Regions from separate parts of the Homo sapiens genome. Here all the other regions are linked to region 3. Evidence: read pairs that join two places in POLR2A ChIA-PET (ENCODE). Cell type or tissue: MCF 10A. All regions are shown on one strand.

Region 1 (2,500 bases), 210 kb after region 3:
TTCCTGACACAGAGATCTTAATCTTTTGGAATTTCCTGGGTGGTAGGAGTGTCTTTTGTTCTAATGAGGCAACTCTTGGTGGGTTCCTGGATGGGGGCTGGTCACCAGAAAGACCAAGCCACAATTAGAAGCTTGAAACTTCCAGCCCCACCTCTCCTCTTCCAGGAAGGGGAGACTGAGTTAATAATAGGTCATGCCTATGTGATGAAGCCTCCATTAAAAGCCCTGAACTATGGGGTTCAGAGAGCTTCCAGGTTGGTGAACAAGAACACATCTACGTGCCAGAATAGTAGTGCACCTCAACAACATGGACAGAAGCTCCTGTACCCTGGACCCTTCCCAACCCTTTGCATATCCTCATCTGGATGTTCATCTACATCCTTTAAAACATCCTTTGTAATAAAACAGCAATAGTAAGTAAAGCGGTCCCCTGAGTTCTATGAGTCATTCTAGCAAATGACTGAACCTGAGGAAGGGGGTCATGGGCACCCCAGTTTATAGCCAGTGGTCAGAAGTACCAGAGGCCTTGGGGTCGGTCGGGGTGGCTCACACCTGTAATCCCAGCACTTTGGGAGGTTGAGGTGGGCGGATCACTGGAGGCCAGGAGTTCAGGACCAGCCGGGCCAACATGGTGAAACCCCGTCTCTACTAAAAATACAAAAATTATCTGGGCATGGTGGTGCACACTTGTAGTCCCAGCTATTAAGGGAGGCTGAGGCACGAGAATCACTTGAACCCAGGAGGTGGAGGTTGCAGTGAGCTGAGATCGCGCCACTGCACTTCCTCCTGGGCAACAGAGTAAATGAGATGCCGTCTCACAAAAATAAATAAAATAAAAAAATAAAATAAAGGAACTACCAGAGGCCTGGACCTGCAGTTGCCATGGGAAGGTGGGTAGAGAGGTGTCAGGGTTTGGGGACTCAACACTTAATCTGCGGGATCTGACTCTAACTCCAGGTAGTGTCAGAATTGTAGGACACCCAGTTGGTGTCCACCAGAGAAGTAAATTAATGTGTGGGGAAAATCCCCACATATCTGTTGACAGACGTCTTCTCTGTTGAGTATTGATAATATAACAGGAGAAATCAGTTTGTTTTCTCCTACCGCACACATATGATATCCAACTATTAACTCGAAAATAAATTATAGACCTAAATGTAAAGAAAAATAAAGCTTTTAAAAGAAAATACACTTGCAAAACACATTTGCAACCTTGGGTGGGCAAAGATTTCTTAGGATGGGACACAAAAGAAACAATAATTTATAAACATTTATACATTTATACATTATACGTTATACATCTGTGAGGAAACACAGACTGAAAGTGACCAAGTGACTTAAGATGATACAACTAGCAAGTAGAAAGTCTATGCTTGAGTCTGACTCTAGCCCAGTGTTTTTCTGTGGCATGCCTGATAAGCAGACAGCCAGCAGTGTCCCGTGAGGAGAGCTGGGGGTGAGTGGCTGGGCATGTCGGGGCATCACCCAGAGACAGCCACATGTAAAAAGGGATGAGGTAAGAGGTAGGGATGGGAAAGTCTAAGCAAACCAGGGTCAGGAACACACTGAAACCAAGGAGCACACAGACACTGACAGGCTGGGACACAGCTGAGGCTGGAAGCAGGTAAGTGGCATGGGGACCAGAGGTCAGTGCAAGTCACCGGGCAACATCCAGACAAGAGATCCCAAGTGCAGACTCGGAGACTGGCTCACCCACAGAAGCAGAGAAAAGAATGATGGCTACCAGGGGCTGGCTGCAAGGAGGGCTGGAGCAAAGTCAACCAAAGAATACAAAATTTCAGACAGGAGGAGTAAGTTCAAGAGACCTATGGTACAGCATGTGACTATAGTTACTAACAATATATTGAATTCTTGAAAATTGCCAAGAGAATAGATTTTAAGTGTTCTCACCACAAAGAAGTATGAGAGGTAATGCAAATGTTAATTAAATCAATTTAGCCATTCCACAATGTATACATATTGTAAAACATGTTGTACATGATAAATATATATCATTTTACCTGTCAATTTATAAAAGAAGACATGTTTAATAAATGCACTTGTGAAAACTGTCTCCAAAAAAAAGGAATTAAAAAAAAAAAAGACAGTAAGGACAAAAGCCAATTTTTGGTCAAAGAGAGGAACCATAGCCCTATGCTGGAGAGAAGACAAGTAGATCAACACAACCAGAAAAAAATCAGAGCCAGGCACAAGCCCTTACAGCGAAGGTGGCAGAGACAAGAAGGAAGCTGCCTTGCTCCACCATCGAGCCCACCCCAGCAGAGGTGGGGCAGGGATGGGAGGGTGTGGGGCGGGTCTCAGCAGCCCACCCCAGGGAGGTGATCATCAGTTTCTCTTGGAGACTGAGACATAAAAAGTCACTGGTGGGAGTTGAGGGTCAAAATGTGATTTATTTGGCATCTTTACTTTCAGTTCCCAACTTCTGTTTTAATTGTACCTTGATTATGTAGCCTTGAAATGAATACCTGAATTTTTTTTA
Region 2 (2,500 bases), 70 kb after region 3:
CTGTAACCTATGACATGGAAGTGCTATATAATTTGTTTTCAAATTTCAAGCCTCTTTAACTAATGTGGATTTTTATTAAGCAGTTGTTTGACATTCAATGTCAGATGGGTTACAAGGAAAGCTGATGTTTAGAAGGATGTACTGTGTGTTGGGCATCATCCCAGACTCTGTCTTTTAATTCGGGTCGTAAAACTTACGCATCTTTATACAGTAGATACGACTTAACCCAATATTTTTTCAAAAGAGAAACAAGTTTTATACCTTGCACAAAACCACAGGTGGTGAAGGCAGAATACAAACTGAGGGCCTGTCTGACTCAGAAGCCCACGATGTTTCCTATCCTATCTCCTCAGTTACCAAAAAGAGGTTCACAGCACTGGACCAGAGAGAGACCTTGGATGTTAACTCCACCAGCCTCTAATTTTGCAGAGAAGAATGCGCTACAGCAGAGGTTAGGTTACTTGCCTAAGGCTTACTCAGTAAATTTGGTGATGTAGCTAAATTCATCACCAAATTTGGCTGCCACTCAGTCTCTAAATCGCTTGCCTGGTGTCCTCTCCACCCTCACCCCCACCCCTACCCCAGCCGTGCCCCAGGCACTATCCATAGATGAAAAGAGACAGCCATCCTCAGCACCCTCCAGACCAGAGCAAGCTGAGAACAGTTGATGCCTCCCCAGAGCTCCTGACACAACTCCAGTGCTGTGGAGGAGGCCCATCCCACAGAGCTGCTGCAAGAAGAAGATGCTGGGAGCTGAGCTGCTCCCTGGCAATCGCCTCCAGGCCAGCTCAAGCCATGCTAAGGGATGGGGGTCATAGGGACAAAAGGGCATTGTGTGTGAGAGAGGGAGTGGGGAGGGAGTGTGGGGAGGAATGCACTGGCAATTTCTTCCTCTCCCAAAGCTTTCCTCGCCCAGCTGTCTCGTGGCAAAGGAAGGACCCTCCCTGGAGGGGCTGGCAGCCCACCATGGATGCCTGGAGACTGGAGCTGATTGATTGTGTTATTAGATTTCCTCCAAAGGACAGAGGGCTTCATTTAGCTGGCATTGTGTCACTTGCTACAATGGCCCCTGAGTATATAGACGCTGCCTTATGCCGTTCCCTTTAATTCCCTTCAAATAGGGACATTTAAAAAGAGTCCAATAACATTTTTCTGAAAGGAACCTCCACCTCCTTTTTTTAAAGAACAGAATCATTTGTTTCCAAAAGGGGGCCCTCCAAAAGAAGCTGGAGGAGCAGAAACCATTTTAATAGCATCTTCTCTTTGCTGAATTGTGTCTTCATTTTACACTGCGGCTTTATTCTCTGCCCCTTTGACACAGCCAGCTGCCTTTCACGTTCCAGCTCAGAAACAGGCTGGCTTCAGGCTGTAACAGGCACCAGCTTCCAAAGCCCTTTCTCCAGATGACTCACGTTAGCTTGTGTGAGCCTGTGAGCCCCACACCACAGCTCCCAGACCTTTGTTCCTTTGCAAAGTGCATTTAAGCTCCAAGTACTAAAACAGTGTCTACCTAAGTCTCCTGCCTTACATTGGAGTGAAATAATTAATTACACAGTGGAGTGTCTGGTTCCTATCTTGTTCAGGTTCATCCTGTTATCAACTCAGCAGCTGGAGGAAGTGACATCACGTGCCCAAGCTCGGCTTTGAAGCTGGAGGTGCATACCGAGACACTGTATGTGGTACTGCACTCTGGCCAGGAAACATCACCCTTGGACCATCTGTTAAACTATTTAAAAAAAAAAAAAAAGTTGGGACATCAGTTTCTTAACTAGAGTTTCAAATCCTATTGTTCAAATGGTGAGAAAAGCCTTTTGTGAATTCTGCTCTTAGCCTGGAAGGTTATAAAAGGAGTGGAGATAAGTTCCTGCAAGTGTCTTGAAAATTAAATCCTTTTATAGAAAGCATAAATATATGTGGGGCTAGGTGGGGGGAATGCTCCACTGAGCAGGCTCCCATGTAACTAGTGAAGCAGATCCATTTAATGCTAGTCACCAGGATTTCTTTGCCCGAGTATTCCAAGCCCTGGTCTGGGGCTGCTTTTCTACTCCTATGAAAAAGTGCTTTATCAACTGCTTATCTCAAGTTTTTCTTAGTGAGTAACAGCTCTGGGAACTCTCTGTGTGGATCTGAACAGCATGCAAAATCATTTTACTTTTAAGACAAAAGACATTAGCTTCCTGTAGCTTTCTTAGCCATCTCTACCTCTCTTCCTTTCCCACCCACTTTTCCCTCCCCTCCCCTTCTTCCAACCCCCATGGCACTAAATAAAATGCTTAGAAAATGAAGGCCACAGCTGCCCTTTCTTCCCATTAAAACAATCAAGAATGATGGTGGGTTTAATATATTTGATTAGAGAAACTCCAATTTGGTGCACTTGAATCAGCTGCCTTTGTCTTCAGCTCCCGATGGCCCGATTTCAGTGGAATGTCCTCTGCTGTCCACTGCCAGCTCAGGCTGGGAGAAAATTCAGACGCTGAAAGCATTGGCTTGGCATGCTCAG
Region 3 (2,500 bases):
GCTATTATTATCAGGTCATTCAACTTATATGAAGCAGTCATTAAATTAAAATTAGAATGACTTTGTTTAGGCAAATGACTTGCTAGAGGCCCACCTCCAATATGCCTTCTGAGTAGCCACAACTTACCCAACGAATGTTTTGGCCTTTGCAGGAGGGGGCCAAACATTGGGCGGGATAGCCATCTTTTCTCTGGAAAAGATTGGTAGATAAAAAAATTAATATGGATGATTATTTGGAACCATCTGGAAGAAGTCAATATGTTCAGGGTTTGCTAGGCTGACACATAAGTTTCTATGGGCTTCTGAGGTTTCTTGAGATTTGTCTGGTGTGAGATTGGATAGGATCCTGTGCCATAAGTTTCCTTAGAAAAATACATGTTTGCTGGTCCTACATTCGTTTACATATAAAACAATTATATGAAACAATTATGCAATATGAAAGCTTATATTTGCTTGACAATGATAATTTTGTAGAGATGACTCCAGAATTTCAATCACGTAGTATCTGATAAGTTACAGGTTTTAAAATGTCATTGTCCATTTTTTTAAACCAAATGAAGACTCACAGAAACATTCTCCACTTGCATCAAGATATTGATTACCACATTAGTTTATAATAGAGAACATTTGGAAACACCTACATAAACAAGAAAAAGGGAAATAAGAGGATTGTGGGTGTATCAGTTAGCTACTGCTGCCTAACAAACTGCCCCCAAACTCTGTTGTTTTGGATGAAAACAACAAGCATTTGTTTTTGCACATAAGCCTACAAATCAGCTAGGGGTTTCTTCTAGTCTCAGCTGAACTCTTGCAACTGAGGTCAGCTGGCAGTTCAGCTGGGAGCTGACGGGTCTGGGAAGCCTTAACTGTGATGACTGGGAAGATTGGGGTTTCTTTCCACTAATTTGTGATTTTTCTCAAATCTCAATATGATGGTAGTTTGTCTACAGCAAGGTTCCAAGGAGGCAAGCAGAAGTGCACAAGGCTTCTTGGGGCACAGGCTTGGAATTGGCACCCCATCACTTCTGCTATATTTTTTTGGCCAAAGCAAGTCACAAGGCCAGCCCATATTCCAGGAACTGGAAAATAAACTTCACTCCCTAATGGGAGAAGCTGCAAAATCACATTGCAAAGAATGTAGAAACAGGGAGGGGTGAAGAATTAGGAGCTGTTTTGCAATCTACCACAATGGTATATTCACTGGGTGGATTTTTCTCCAGTCATTAAAAGTGAAGCCTACGTAGCAAGTTTAGGAAGTTAAAAGGACAAAAGAAAATATTATGTGTTAACTTTTATTACAGCCATATAAATATACATGCAAAAAGGTTAGAGGAAAATATACATACATGATGGCTGTATAAGGATGGCAGGATGTGTGTTTTTGACTATTTTTTTAAAAAATATTCTGACAGCTTTAGTGGAGAACTCAAACCTCTTGTCATATCTGAATGTGGCATAAGCCACATTTCATTTCTTCAGTAGGGTTTTGCTGAAGTAACCAGTGAATTAACAAAAGAATTACGGAGAGAAAGAGTAAATGACCTATTTTTTGTTCTTTTTTGGACAAAATGATTCAACCCAGAAATTCCATGCCAAAATATTCAGCTGACAGAAGGAATTTAATGTGACATAGTATGCTTGCTATTTCTAGGGGAATGGCATTAGAGCTTTTAGAGTACAAAGCAAAAAGCCTTTGGCTATTAAAGTATTTTGCATAAGTGAAAACTTTCATTGTATGACTAAATCAATGAAGATTATCCCCTCAGTCAGAATTTCCTTTGTCTGCACGTGTACTCTCCAGGCATCTATTCTTGCTTTCGGTTCAGTAGTCGAGTCCTCAAGTAAATGACCCAATTTAAAGTAACAGTGAATATTGCGTTGAAGTTACACTGTAGATATTGATTTCATGGCCTTTGACGCCTTCTGAGGTCAGTCATTGACCAGCACATTGAACTTGGTCTCATGGGTTGACGTTAGCCACCCCTGGTATTGTCCTCACTAGTTTTAATTTAATGATTCTGTGGTTCTAATACAAACCTTCTCTAGAGTACAATTTATTCTCGATTGCTTTCGACAGGACTTACCTGTGGCCTTTTTAGCAAACAAACTGTGGTAGGTGATGGAAAGTCTAATGCATACTTACACTAGTGATGGGCCCTCATATGTGGCCAAAAGACACAATTCTCATGGTACAGCAAACGAAACCAGATTATAGAAATCCACAGCTAAAAGGCACTTTAGCATCTGAGGAAAATCAGGTCCAGGGGCTATAAATTATTTGCATGTGTTTCAGAGAGGTTGCTCCAAATCTCCTCTCCAAGTGTCTTCTCCACTGTCCTCTTGTCCCTAGGGGATTCTTTGTTACCTTATAGACAGCAGAAGGCTGGAAGAACCAATGCCCCAAAACATTGCGTAGAGCTGGTCTAGGCAAGAGGAGAATAACTGTATGAGACAGGGCTGGCTCATGCCCCATTTCTCCCTGCCTCTTGCTTCCACTCAG

The links. ChIA-PET counts read pairs that join two places held together with the same protein. Peaks named below come from ENCODE experiments on the same cell type or tissue, not always from the same donor. Only the 100,000 strongest peaks of a DNase experiment are listed, where the experiment ranks them.
Region 1: POLR2A ChIA-PET joins it to region 3 with 5 read pairs; 2 of 35 experiments call an interaction of 5 or more read pairs at or near these places.
Region 2: POLR2A ChIA-PET joins it to region 3 with 5 read pairs; 6 of 35 experiments call an interaction of 5 or more read pairs at or near these places.

Annotation. Positions count from the first base shown.
Region 1 is chr13:40,331,959-40,334,458 of GRCh38, forward strand. No RefSeq gene overlaps it. Among named protein-coding and RNA genes, the nearest start is that of LINC00548, 110 kb to the left of the region's middle. In MCF 10A, no CTCF peak of the experiment used is centred here; a DNase peak (open chromatin) is centred at 1,483.
Region 2 is chr13:40,189,347-40,191,846 of GRCh38, forward strand. All of the region lies in intron 1 of LOC124903162, which reads right to left. Among named protein-coding and RNA genes, the nearest start is that of LINC00332, 8.8 kb to the left of the region's middle. In MCF 10A, no CTCF peak of the experiment used is centred here; a DNase peak (open chromatin) is centred at 1,405.
Region 3 is chr13:40,119,336-40,121,835 of GRCh38, forward strand. LOC124903162 reads right to left here. Exons shown (of 5, transcript XM_047430821.1): 2 at 128-190. Among named protein-coding and RNA genes, the nearest start is that of LINC00332, 61 kb to the right of the region's middle. In MCF 10A, no CTCF peak of the experiment used is centred here; a DNase peak (open chromatin) is centred at 1,136.